Linked DNA regions of Homo sapiens: regions 2 and 3 are each linked to region 1. Evidence: chromatin contacts called from ENCODE Hi-C or POLR2A ChIA-PET data. All regions are on one chromosome and are shown on one strand. The core of a region is the stretch at or near the end of the contact, and the rest is flanking DNA. Distances in the headings are between cores, read along the strand shown. Region 1 overlaps VTI1A (vesicle transport through interaction with t-SNAREs 1A). Region 2 overlaps VTI1A (vesicle transport through interaction with t-SNAREs 1A). Region 3 overlaps VTI1A (vesicle transport through interaction with t-SNAREs 1A).

Region 1 (4,145 bases), core at 744-3,243:
TCAATCATACCTGGTAATTTGGTATGTAACGATGGGGTAGGCTTGAGAATATTCAAGAACAAATTGCACCATGTTATTCAGTTCTCCCTAATCTTACAAAATATGAAAAACCACAAATTACTGAATTTTAATACTTCCTGAATCTTCCAGCAAAAAGGAGGAAGATAGCACCTAAATGAATAATCTAAACACTGAAAAAGGGATGGGAGGAGAGAGAGAATCCCAAGCATTAAACCATATTGGCCTACCAATTATTATGATTGTTTTCAAAATCACAGTTTTACAGAAAAAAAATTGTTTTTATGGTGCCAGGTTTGTGGAGTCCTCTTTGTTAAAACCTTAGTAAATGAAGTTATGAAACTGAGACTAGTTTATTCTGGAAGCTTCTTAGTTGGGGGATAAGACAGCTGGATGAACTGGGAGGACAGTAAACGGTGGAGGTGGAAACCTTCTTGTTCATAAAAATACTGTTTTTCATATGTTAAAAAAAAAACTTTATCTCACGCTTTTCATCAAGAGCTGTAATCAGTGAGCCTGTGTACTTCCTTTTCCCTGCCAGATAGTTGTTCCTGGCTGGAAGACATTTTATGATATTTATTTGATGACACACACCTGCTGAGTGGATGAAAAGCAACTGTTCCTGGGGATGACCTACTTCAAGGGCGCAGTCAGCTTCTGAGGCCTTCAGCAGGTTATCCTGAAATCATTTTAGTTCACCTTGATATCACCTGTTGAACATATCTAAGACTGGTGTATTCGCAGACTTGTTGTAGGCACAGTTGCTAACCCCAGGGAAGAGATTTCGGAGTCAGTAACTACTTTGTCAGTGTATTGAGACTGGGAAGACACGCTGCTTTACCAAACCTACTCTGAGCATATGGAGTGCTGTTCTTGGCACTCGGGATGCGCATCAGCCCAGGGACCTGCCAGCTGGGAGCGGACCCCTAGAAGGGGATCTAGTGGGAACATAAGTAAGTATGGTCCAGCACAGAAGGGATGGATCTGAGGAAGAAGGCATGGAGGATGAGGATCCGAGGTGAGGGAAAGGGCCATGAAAAAATTTCTGACGAAGTGTTCTCCTGGGAGTTTCCAGCACAGAGAGAGATTTCCAGTTGAGATCAGGGAAGAGCAAGGAATATTTGAAATGCATGGAGACACTGTCACCAGTTCATCCTTTGAAGGCAACATGTCTTGGCATGTTCATTTCTATTCTACAAACATTTATGGAACACATGCTGTTGAGACATGGCAGGCCTTAGGTAGTGAAGATAAAATATAAATAATCCATGTCGCTCTCCCAACATGTATACTCTAGTGAGAAGACATAACTAAGCAAATTTTATTATAAATTTGAGTATAACATACCCATATGTGTACACAAGGAGTTCTTAGCTAAGTTGGGGTTCCTGGAGTTGGTGATACCTGGCCTGAGCTTTGAAGAATAAGTGTGTGTTAGCCAATGAAGAGAGAACAGGGACATGGAGGCCTTAAAACAATATGTTGTGCCCAGGAGCTACAGATTGACCATCCCTACTCTGAAAATCCAAAATTCAAAATGCCCCAAAATCCAAGTTTTTGAGCCCCAATATGATGCTCAAAAGGAATACTCACTGGAGCACTTTGGATTTCTGATTTTTGGATTAGAGATATTCAACTGGAGTGTTATTTTGCATATATTCCCAAATCCAAAAAAAATTAAAAACTCAAACACTTCTGGTCCCAAGCATATTGGATAAGGGATACCCAACCCCTACAAACTGTTCCGTTTTACTTGAGGAAAAAAGACAAGGCGGGAGCCAGGGTTTGAGCCAGTGGTACCTTAGAGGGGCTGTAGGTTCCCCACCACCCCAAGAGCCCCTTGCCATGAATGCTGCCAGGGCCACCCCAAGCAAACATAGTTGGAGTAAGAGGACTGTGCTTGCTATGTAAACGCAGCTTCGTAACAAGTGCCGTTGCACCTCTGCTGCCCTAAGCTCCTCTGTATGGAAAATCTAGAGATTCCACCGAAGGGACATTGGCTCAGTGCTGAGAGTTGGAAGCTCTGAGTCATGACTGAGTTGGAAGCTTACATGTTGATTTACAAGGCGTCTTTGCCCATTACATTTATTTACATGTCCAGAGGTCATGGCCTGAAAGGCTTGGCTCCAAATATGATGTGCCCTTTCTATTGTTGATGATGTGACTCTCCATTCAGTTCTCTTTTTCTCTTCTCCTGGTTATCTGTTGCTGAGTAGCAAACCACCCTAGAAATGCAGTGACTTCAGCAGCAGTCTCTCAGGATTTTGGCGGGTTAGGAAAATCAGGGGTTGCTTGGCTGGGTGTTCTGGCTCAGGGTCTCTCATGAGCCTTCTTCAGACAGAGATCAGAGCTGGAACTATGTAGGGGGGACAGGAGCCTGGAGTAGCTCGGGACTGGCTGGGCACCTTTCTCTTTCTGTCATTAGTCAAAAGGCCCTTCCATGTGGTCTCCCTGCATATGCTGGTTTGGGCAATCTTACGGTATGGCAGCCTCAGACTTGGCAGCCCAGGGCACCTAAGGTGAGAGCTACAAAAGCAAGAGGCAGAAGCTGTGTGGCTTTTTCTTACCCAATCTAATAAGTCACACAGTGCCACATTCTGTGCCTCATTCTACTCAGCAAGACAGTCGCAAGGGCCTGCCGAGGTTTAAGGGGATGGGATGTGACACATACCCCACTCTTTGATGCAGGGGTGGCAGGTTGACGAAGACCAGTGGGGCAGGAAATATTGTTGCAACCAGTTTTGGAAAATACAATCTGTCACATCCCCGAAGAACATTTTCATCCACTCACATAATCCTTTAAGTTACCTAAAAATTAATTTACTCATTACGGTGTCGCCCACAACCTTCCTTGCTCCCTTCCCACAGCAAAATCCAAGGCCTCAGTGCACACACACAAACCACAAAACTCCTGTTGTCTGAATGAGAGTCAGTCACTCAAGTGTGTACTGTCCCCATCAAGATGACAACATTTTATAAGGATGTATCCTGTTGCCCCATCTTCTAGGAATTTGCACTTCCATCCATTGTTAAAGCCAAATATTGCTCAGATCTTTCATGGAGAGGCCCCTTTGAATCTAACCCCTGCAAACTAGAGACTCAGGAGTGAATGATTTCAAATCTCTATTTGCTCTGCACCTGGGAGATTGATGGTACTCTCATAACAAGTTTGGTCAATGGCATTTAGTGGAGTACTGAATGCTTCAGGGAGTGAAAAAAGAGAAACTGAAAGAAAGGCCCAGATTTTGGGCTCAAGGAACTTTACAAACTGAAGCATTAGCATGTTCGTGGTAAGAAATCTTCTGATTTAAACAAATGATGTAAATTTTACATTTTTTAGTAAGCACTACTTCAAGTGTGCTATCTTTAATGAAGACTTTAATTCTTGTTTTTACACATATGTAGAAAACAGAAGTTGAGTTCTTCAAACATTTGTTATCAAAAATATAGGATATATAAGCACTGAATTGGAAGATTTTTTCCCCCTTGGATAATCTAGAAAAGAATATAGCTCTATTCTGAAATCCCTTCTCATTCAAGAGTTATCCAAGCAAATAGTGTTGACCAAGGTGTTGAATGCACCAGTAATAATAATGCTACCCTTTCATAAAGCTAAGTAATCAGGAATAATGCTGAAAATAAGAAGACAGTCATTTATTTACTCTGTTTGGCATTGTTAGTACTAATAATGCATTTCAACACAGTAAAATTGCTAGATAATGCTTTTGTGACTTTTATGCAGGTTATTGTTATTTAAATGAACAGTCGACTGCACTGTAATGAAGAAATGCATGCTTTTCCCAACTCAGTTATCAACCAGAATTCTAGGAAAATGAGAATTTGTGTCTGCTTTCATTCACAGAGCAAACTAGAGGTCAGTGTTTTCAATATGAACCTTTTTTTAGCTTTTCAACAGTGAATAATTAGGAGCTGCTGCTTCTGAAATTACCTGTATTCACTGTAGAGAAGGAAAGACTTTTATCTTTCACGATGAAATACATTTTCTCATTCAAACTTTGTCATTCTTTTTTTAAATGGCATTTTACATCACTGAGTCGATCCTCGGTAGTAAAATAAAAGAAATATATTTTGTGAGCTGCAATAGCCTTGTTTATTCAATTTTACTT
Region 2 (4,145 bases), core at 913-3,412, 50 kb after region 1:
TGTAAATTACTAGTTTGTATGTTTTGTTTTGTTTTGTTTTGTTTTGTTTTTTTGAGACGGAGTCTCGCTCTGTCACCCAGGCTGGAGTGCAGTTGGCACAATCTTGGCTTACTGCAGCCTCCACCTCCTGGTTTCAAGCACTTCACCTGCCTCAGCTTCCCACGTAGCTGAGATTACAGGCGCCCGCCACCACACCCAGCTAATTTTTGTATTTTTGGTAGAGGCAGGATTTCACCATTTTGGCCAGGCTGGTTTTGAACTTCTGGCCTCAAGTGATCTGCCCACCTCGGCCTCCCAAAGTGCTGAGATTACAGGCATGAGCCACCTCACCTGGTGTGTTTTTCCTTTTAAGCATTACATTTATGTTTAATTTATTGAAAAATATTTATTGAGCACCAATTACATGCTAAACACTGCTAGGTGCTGGGGAAATATTGGTGAGCAAAAGGGACACAGTTTCTGCCCTTAGTATAGTGGGGGAAACAGACATTAATCAAATAATCGCACAAATTTGAAAGTAATTGTGATGACTGTTATGAAGGAGAGCTTCATGGTGCAGTGGAACTAGATGATAAGTAAGTGGTTCTCAAACTTTAGCAGGCACCAGAATCCCCTGGAGGGATTGTTAAAACAAAGCCCAGATGTCTGGGCCCTACCCCAGAGTTTCTGTGTCTAACCTATCTCTCTGTGATGCTAACGACGCCAGTCCAGAGACCACACCTGGAGAAGCTGTGGTCTAGAGATTTTACCTTGACAGGAGTCCAAGGCAGGTTGATGAAAAAGTGAGACATGAGCTGAGGTATGAAGGCATTACCTAGATGCTTCTGTCACAGAAAAGAGCTTATGCAAGAGCCCTGTGGTGGAAGTGGGCAGAGGACAAGAGACAGAATTAGGCCAGTGTGTCTGGAGAAGCAAGAGAAAGGAGAGAGTGGTATGAGGTCAGGGCCAGACCTATAGGTGTAGTAGCACGTGCTAAGGAATGTTAAGGCCTTTTGACAAGGTTAAGCATAAAAGGAGACATTAGGCAATAAAGAAGGCGTTCCGTGGAAAGAAACACAAGTCAAAGTTTAAAACTGACTACAAGCAATGCAACAAGTGTGGAAATTATACATAAATAAGGTTAAGTTCAACAGATGGTAGCCAGTACTTTCAAAGATAAAAATAATTATTATGGAGTTACTTTAAATTTTTGTTTATAAACTTTGCTAAATTCAGTTAAGAGCTGTGTATAAACTTAAGTTCCAATATAATTTTAGATTTGTTAGTTAGAAAGAAGCTGTTTCTGCAAGAATTGGTATCTGATTCTTACCTGCTGGTTGCTCCAGACAACCTCACTTGAAGAGGAAACCATTGCATTCAAATTAATAGTCAATAGGAAAATCAGGAACTAGATTCTCCTTGGAAGAAATGCTAGTATACTTCAAAGAGGAGAGAAAAATACTTGCTTCAGATTAACAAAAAATGCTCAAGGAATATGGTCCAAAGAACTAAAATCTCCCATTGGATTCCTACCATAGGGAAGAGAAAGTGATGACTTTAGCAAGGGTGCTGGAAAACAGGTCTTGTATGCATCTTCATAAACCTTTTCCTTAGTTAGCTGGGGGCAAAGGAAATTTAACATAGCATAGGTATTCTAAGTATTTACAAGTACTTTAAGAAGTTGTGAGACTGGTTTAGTGGCAGGTAACTTGGATGAGATGGAAGCTAAGGATTTCTTCATTTGAAGCTATAAAGGGACAAAAGAAATAAGATCCGTGCCAATTGTGGTTTAGTGAGAAAAACGTAGCAATAGTACATTCAGGTGTTAGTTATTTAAATCTTGCTCCATATATATTACATATCCTTCAAAGCAGAGTTTAAAGCCACTGATTTCTTAGCCATGTGAGTTTTTATTCTTTAAAAGGGAAATGATTTCATCAGCTTCCCAATCTGTGGCTTAAAGTTGACTTTTCAATCCATATTGGAATAATAGTAATAGCTAGCATTTATTGAGTGCCTTACTGTGTGTCAGGTACTGTGCTAAGCTCTTATATGTGTTAGCGCATTTTAATTCTCACAGCAATCTTTGGGTAAGTAGTTTTATCATCTCCTGCTACAGATGGTAAGGCCAAGGCCCAAAGTCATGAACTAGTAAGTGGAGATCCTGGAATTTGAATCCAGCTGGTCTGACCTCAGAGCCCATACTCTTAATCATTTGTTTATTTTGCTTCCCCAAGTCCCTTCTTCACCTGGAGGCAGCAAACCCTGATTGCAGACCCAGTGCCTAAAAGGAAGTAAGTGCCTATTCAATGCCGAATATGAAGTAAAATCTGTCAGATTAAAAGCACAAGGAGAGAAACCATTCTAGTGTATTTGTGCTAGTTCTGAAAACAGGAGGGCATAAACTAATAACAACAGCATGGCACATACTGGAACAAAGGGGAGGAGAAACTCCCTAATGTTAAATGCATTCGTTTGAGTTTTCAACTAAAGGGTCTTTCCTGCCTGCCTACCTTATTTCTTCCTTACTCTTTTTTTTTTTCTGTTTCTCTGTATTCTCCCAATTTTCTTGGTTGCGATGAAAAAATAATAATTTTTAAAATTGTTTGAAGACCAATGGGACATGTAACTAACTTATTTTAAACACAAACTTCATGTAAGGCATGGTGAGATGATATAAAGGCCAAAATGTTCTGGGCCCTTCACCTCTTCCTAGGACCAGTCTTGTCATCAGGCATCTTGGGGAGGGTGACCTGCAGGTCATGTGCCCAGAGGCACTAGTGTCACAGAAGCCGGACACGTATTACTTCCCCCTTGGATCCTCATGCCTTTCCTGGACTTCTGTGCTCCTATCTGCTCCTTCCCAACCTCATGTGATAGGTGACCTCCAGGACCAAGCCAGGCTTCCCTCAACCCCTCTCTGTCCCTGCCCCGCATATTCCACTTCCGATTTTGACCTTCAGTGGTTTGCAGCTCCCTGCAGATATTGGAAAAGAGAATGAAGTGATTTACATAATGAAAACAAATTGCATGACGAGTGTGAGGATCCATTGTTATGGTATAATGGAATGATTTAGAGGCTTTGAGAGACACAAGGCTGACGAGAAAGAGCCTCTGCCACCCTGGAAATGTAATTACTGCTCCACAAGGCGCTTTCTGGAGAGGCTTGGGATGAATAGAGCAGGACGTGGCAGTTGTCTCTGGAAGAAAGCATAAGACCAAAATAGAAGACTCTTAGCTTTGCAAGTTGGCCTTCTCAACTTTAAGCATATGATGCAATTCCTGGAGCAACTGCTGCGGTCCACGGGAACATTTGGTATTCCCCCATGATCGTCTACCAGTTTCACCCATTACATTTGGGGTTTTTTCTCCTTTTTTGCATGTTTCCACCCTCAACCTCTATCTGTTCTGGTTCTCCGATGCCACAAAGAAAGCATCTTCAGAAACCAGTTAGGATTTCAGATTAAGAGAAACCAAAGAGGCATGACAACTAGAAAACTAAGTGCAGTTCATGATCCCAGGTTGAATCCTGGAGCAGGGGTGAGGGTGGGGAAAGAAATACAGAGCATTACTAGGGCAATTGACAACACAGGCTGTGGTTTCCATGTTAGTATTAGATCATTATTAAATTTCCTGATTTGGGTAAATGTGTTATAATCATGGAGCCTCATGTCTGCAACTGACTCAAATGGTTCTCAATGAAATATGCGTTTATGCAGACAAACAGAGAATGGTACAGCTTAGGGTGCAAAATAATAATAATTAGTAAATTTACATGAAGGGTATAGGAATTCATTTCTCTTGAAACTTCTCTCAAGTTTAAATTTATTTCAAAATAAGTTTTTTTGGTTTTGTTTTGTTTAAAACCCAAACCCATTAGGAAGTAATTCTGGCCTTTTAGGACTGACAGTTACTCATTTCTTGAAAGAAAAACTTGGAAGGGCTAGCAAAGGGAAATAACATGCAGAGCCCAAATAAATTTTGTGTGAAATAGGGAGAGCTAAAATTTGCAATTAATTACATCCACAAGTAAGTTGGAAATCCAGATCACCACCACAGCCCAGCTAACTTCAGAACACAGACAGCAGGCCTTGCTTATACCCTGATGCAGGGTGTGGCTGTCTCAGGGCCTCATTGTAAGGTTATCCCAACTAGACAGTGAGCCC
Region 3 (4,145 bases), core at 498-2,997, 58 kb before region 1:
AAATTTATGAGTCAGTGTAAACATTTGTCCAGGCTTTGAGTTGGGGTACAAATTAGATTTTTTTTAATATAAGAGGTATAAGAAGGCAGTAACTTCTTCCAGATGAGTTCTAAATATTTTGTATGAATCAAAAATTACTCCTTGCCATCCCCTACCTCACACATATATAATATACAAAAATTAAATCAAAATGGATCGAAGACCCAAGTCTAAGAACTAAAACTATAAAACTCTTAGAAGAAAATACAGGGACAAATCTTCATTGGCATGAAGTTGGCAATGGATACTTAGGTATGACACCAAAGCACAAAGCAACAGAAGAAGAAAACAGATTAGACTTTATGAAAGTTAAAAACTTTTATATATCAAAGAACACTATATTGTGTGTGTGTGTGTGTTTGTGTGTGTATATATATGCCTTAAAACAGAACAACAAAAAGATGTGTAGTATTAGGATGCCTTGTCCTCCACATTGTAATGCATGTTTGTTTTCTTTTTAATTCGTTTTTGTTGTTGTTAATGCAAAGATCAAAGGCCTAGGAGTTGGGAGACTTAGGATCATGGTTGCAGCTCTGTGGGTAATGAGCAACATGATCTGGGTGATCTTGGAGATCTCCACCTCCCAACTTCCTGCATTCTAGTTTGCTCATTTGTTCTATTACTTTATTTATTTATTTTTCCCAGAGACAGGGTCTCACTCTGTCACCCAGGCTGGAGTGCAGTGGCACAGTCATAGCTCACTGCAGCCTCAATCTCCTAACCTCAAGTGATCTTCCCGCCTTAGCCTCCCAAGAAGCTGATACCACAGGCATGCCCCACCACGCCCAGCTAATTTTTACTTTTTTAAGAGATGGTGATCTCACTATGTTGCTCAGGATGGTCTCAAACTCCTGGCCTCAAGTGATCCTCCCAGCTGAGCCTCCCAAAGCACCGGTATTACAAGCATGAGCTACCACACCCAGCTCATTTGTGCCATTACTTTTACAGCCCACATTTGTTCTAAAAATCTTTGATTCTATTGTTACAAATTTATAAAGGACTTGACCATATTTTTAAGTTGAATGGTTCCAGTGAACAAAAATTTCCTGAGCACCTGCATATGTCCTGTACTGCCTCTTAAAATGCGGCATATACTGAGAGGAATGAGACATGGCCTCATCTTTAAAGTCATTTACAGTCTATTAGAGAAGAATATATAAGCAAAGAGTCACAAACATCTAATCCTACGGCAGCCAAGCAGGGAACAGAAATGAGTGAAACAGGCCAGTGGGGAGGTGGCAAACTGGATAGTACCTGGCTGTTCTAAAGAAAGAAGCTATAACTCAGTTCCAGCCTGTGTTTACCAAGTGGGAATGGGGACTCACTGTTGCCAGATATTCCAAATTTCAAAAGAAACTAGAAGTTTATCATTTTATATGAAACCTCCTGTTTAAACAAATTTTTCCTGTGATTGCCAACTGGTTCAAAAATGCTTAGAATAGTCTTTCATAAAAGCAAAAGATGTTTGCTAGCCACGTAAGTCCTGTGGTCCACCCAATAGTGACTTCTCAAACATGTAATTAAAATGCTATACATTTAGTGATAGCAATGTGTGCAGAGTTCACAAAGAGTACAAATAGTGATTAACTCGGCTCAGAATGATTTCTAAGAAGCCTTTCTAATTACTTTCTAATCACCTCTCAATTCTTTAAGCACTTTTTGTTTTTTTAGAATGAGTAATTCATTCACCCTGGAGAGCTGGATGACGCTGAACACGTCTCCCTTGTCTGTTAAGTAAATACGTGTTTGGTAAATTCCACAAGTGAGCCTTTGGAATGTGTTTTGACAGTTTTGCCCATTCAGGTTTTCTGCTGCTTCATCTCCTGGCTTTTTACAGGCTTTATTGAATTGTGAAAAAGGGATGTCCTTCCTGCTGCTCAAGTCTCATTTTATAGGATAGAATGGATTCATTCTCATTTTTGAATGGAGCTGTAATTAACATGGTTCCTTTTGTTTAACAACCTCAATTTACATAGTACCTGCTCATTCCAGAGCATCGTTACTGGTAGCACAGCTTCATTGACTGATGTCTGAGGGCTCTGGGAATAGTGTTTGTTAATTATCTGCAGCAAACCAGGTAACTAAGGGGAGGTTCTGCTACTATGACTTTGATGAAAGTAGCACTGATGATTTTTTTAATTGCTTAATGATAGATTTGATCATCTTAAAGCAAAATAGAATACATACTCAGCTACTGAGAAGGTAGTGTTAAAACATAATTGCTTAAACACAAACATACACGCACGCAGACACACACACACACACGCGCACGCGCGTGCATAGGCCCTGCATGGTCTTTAGCTATATTTCTTTAAGAATATGTTAAGTTTACCTTCAGTTGAGATGAATGTATAATTTTTTAAAATAATGTCATCAAGTGCCTGTAAATATTTTATGGTACATAGTAAATGCTAATGTCCTCAGAGGCCAAGGAGGCTACTGTATGAAGCAGTCTAATGTTGGGGACTTAGGCAAAATGGAAACAATATGATCTGCTTAAAAGCATTTAAATTTCTATTGTTTTGGGTTTTTTAAAACGTTATTCTGGGGGCAGGATGGGAATACATCTGTGGGCCTTATTTGGCCCCGTGCTCTAGTTTTCTTATATGCTCTCTGGAGTCACTGAATTCTAATTTGTTGTTGTTGTTGTTGTTTTTGAGACAGAGTCTCGCTCTGTCACCCAGGTTGGAGTGCGGTGGCATGATCTCGGCACACTGCAACCTCTGCCTCCCAGGTTCAAGCGATTCTCCTGCCTCAGCCTCCTGAGTAGCTGGAACTACAGGCGCACGCCACCATGCCCAGCTAATTTTTGTGTTTCTAGTAGAGAGGGGTTTCACCCTGTTGGCCAGGATGATCTCGATCTCTTGACCTTGTGATCCGCCCTCCTCGGCCTCCCAAAGTGCTGGGATTACAGGCGTGAGCCACCATGCCCGGCCCAAGTTCTAATATTTTAAAGCCAAGTGGCACTAAAGATCATCTAGTCTAAGAGTCTCATTTTACATTTAAGGAAACTGAGGCCCAGAGAAAGGGAATGTTTTACCTAAATTAAACCCCAAGTGAATACTTCTTGATTTCTTTCAGTTTGCCTTAAAGACAAAGGAATTTGGAGATCATTTTAGAGTTGGTTGTATTTCTGCATTCTCCAATACAGTGACCGCTAACCACATGTAGGTACTGAGCACTTGAAATGTGGATAGTGCTACTGAGGAACTAAAGTCTTATTTTATTTTATTAATTGAAATTTAAATAGCCCCATGTGGCTAGTGGGTACTGTGTAATATTGCAGAAAGAAACTCAGAAATTAAGGTTTTTATCCCTAATTTGTTACAGCCTACCTTAAATAAATATGCTACTTTACATAAAACTCAAGAGCCAGTCAACAGAATACTTCTGTTTACCTCCTCTTCATCTTTTGTGCTAGTTTTCATACATTTCACTTCTGCATGTTATCACTATTTTTATTTTAAACGGTTACTTTGAAAGAATATAAGAGAAAAAGAAATGTTTTTATTTTTATTTACTTATTTATTTATTTTTGAGACAGGGTCTCAGTCTGTCACCCAGGCCGGAGTGCAGTGGCATGATCTTGCCTCACTGCAACCTCCGCCTCCTGGGTTCAAGTGATTCTCCCACCTCAGCCTCCCAAGTAGCTGGGACTACAGGCATGTGCCACCACACACGGCTAAGTTTTTGTACTTTTTGCTAGAGATGGGGTTTCACCAAGTTGGCCAGGTTGGTCTCGAACTTCTGACCTCAAGTGATCCGCCCTCCTCGGCCTCCTAAAGTGCTGAGATTATAGGCACATACCATCACCTGGCTAATTTTTGTATTTTTAGTAGAGACAGGGTTTTGCCATGTTGGCCAGGCTGATCCAGAACTCCTGTCCTCAAGTGATTCACCCACCTCAACCTCCCAAAGTGCTGAGATTACAGGCATGAGCCACGCACCTGGCCTGCTTTTATACTTATCCACAGATTTACCATTTCTGATGTTCATCATTCTTTCTTGTACATTCAGGTTTCCATCTAGTGTCATTTGCCTTCAGCCTGAATTATTTCCCTTAACATTACCTGCAGCTTAGTTCTGCTGGGTAATATTTTTTGGTT

The links. Hi-C counts contacts between places; a loop is a spot of excess contacts on that map. ChIA-PET counts read pairs that join two places held with the same protein, here RNA polymerase II (POLR2A). Pooled maps may share reads with other maps.
Region 2: a loop to region 1 is called in a map of breast epithelium, with 18 times the contacts of the local background. The contact joins two enhancer-like sites. A Hi-C loop is called at or near these places in 3 of 168 maps with a recorded cell type or tissue (Caco-2, breast epithelium and dorsolateral prefrontal cortex) and 1 of 50 pooled maps. POLR2A ChIA-PET finds 5 or more read pairs at or near these places in 6 of 52 experiments (Caco-2, H1, HCT116 and 3 more).
Region 3: a map of PC-3 shows a loop between it and region 1 (2.2-fold over the local background). The contact joins two enhancer-like sites. A Hi-C loop is called at or near these places in 1 of 168 maps with a recorded cell type or tissue (PC-3). POLR2A ChIA-PET finds 5 or more read pairs at or near these places in 1 of 52 experiments (H1).

Annotation. Positions count from the first base shown.
Region 1 is chr10:112,715,103-112,719,247 of GRCh38, forward strand. The region is part of intron 7 of VTI1A (vesicle transport through interaction with t-SNAREs 1A); the gene reads left to right. Among named protein-coding and RNA genes, the nearest start is that of MIR4295, 83 kb to the left of the region's middle. Within about 2 kb of position 1,994, at least 4 of the 41 ENCODE cell types and tissues checked have a DNase peak (open chromatin) inside an H3K27ac peak, as active enhancers do.
Region 2 is chr10:112,765,174-112,769,318 of GRCh38, forward strand. The region is part of intron 7 of VTI1A (vesicle transport through interaction with t-SNAREs 1A); the gene reads left to right. Among named protein-coding and RNA genes, the nearest start is that of LINC02935, 120 kb to the right of the region's middle. Within about 2 kb of position 2,163, at least 2 of the 41 ENCODE cell types and tissues checked have a DNase peak (open chromatin) inside an H3K27ac peak, as active enhancers do.
Region 3 is chr10:112,657,423-112,661,567 of GRCh38, forward strand. All of the region lies in intron 5 of VTI1A (vesicle transport through interaction with t-SNAREs 1A), which reads left to right. Among named protein-coding and RNA genes, the nearest start is that of MIR4295, 25 kb to the left of the region's middle. Within about 2 kb of position 1,748, at least 3 of the 41 ENCODE cell types and tissues checked have a DNase peak (open chromatin) inside an H3K27ac peak, as active enhancers do.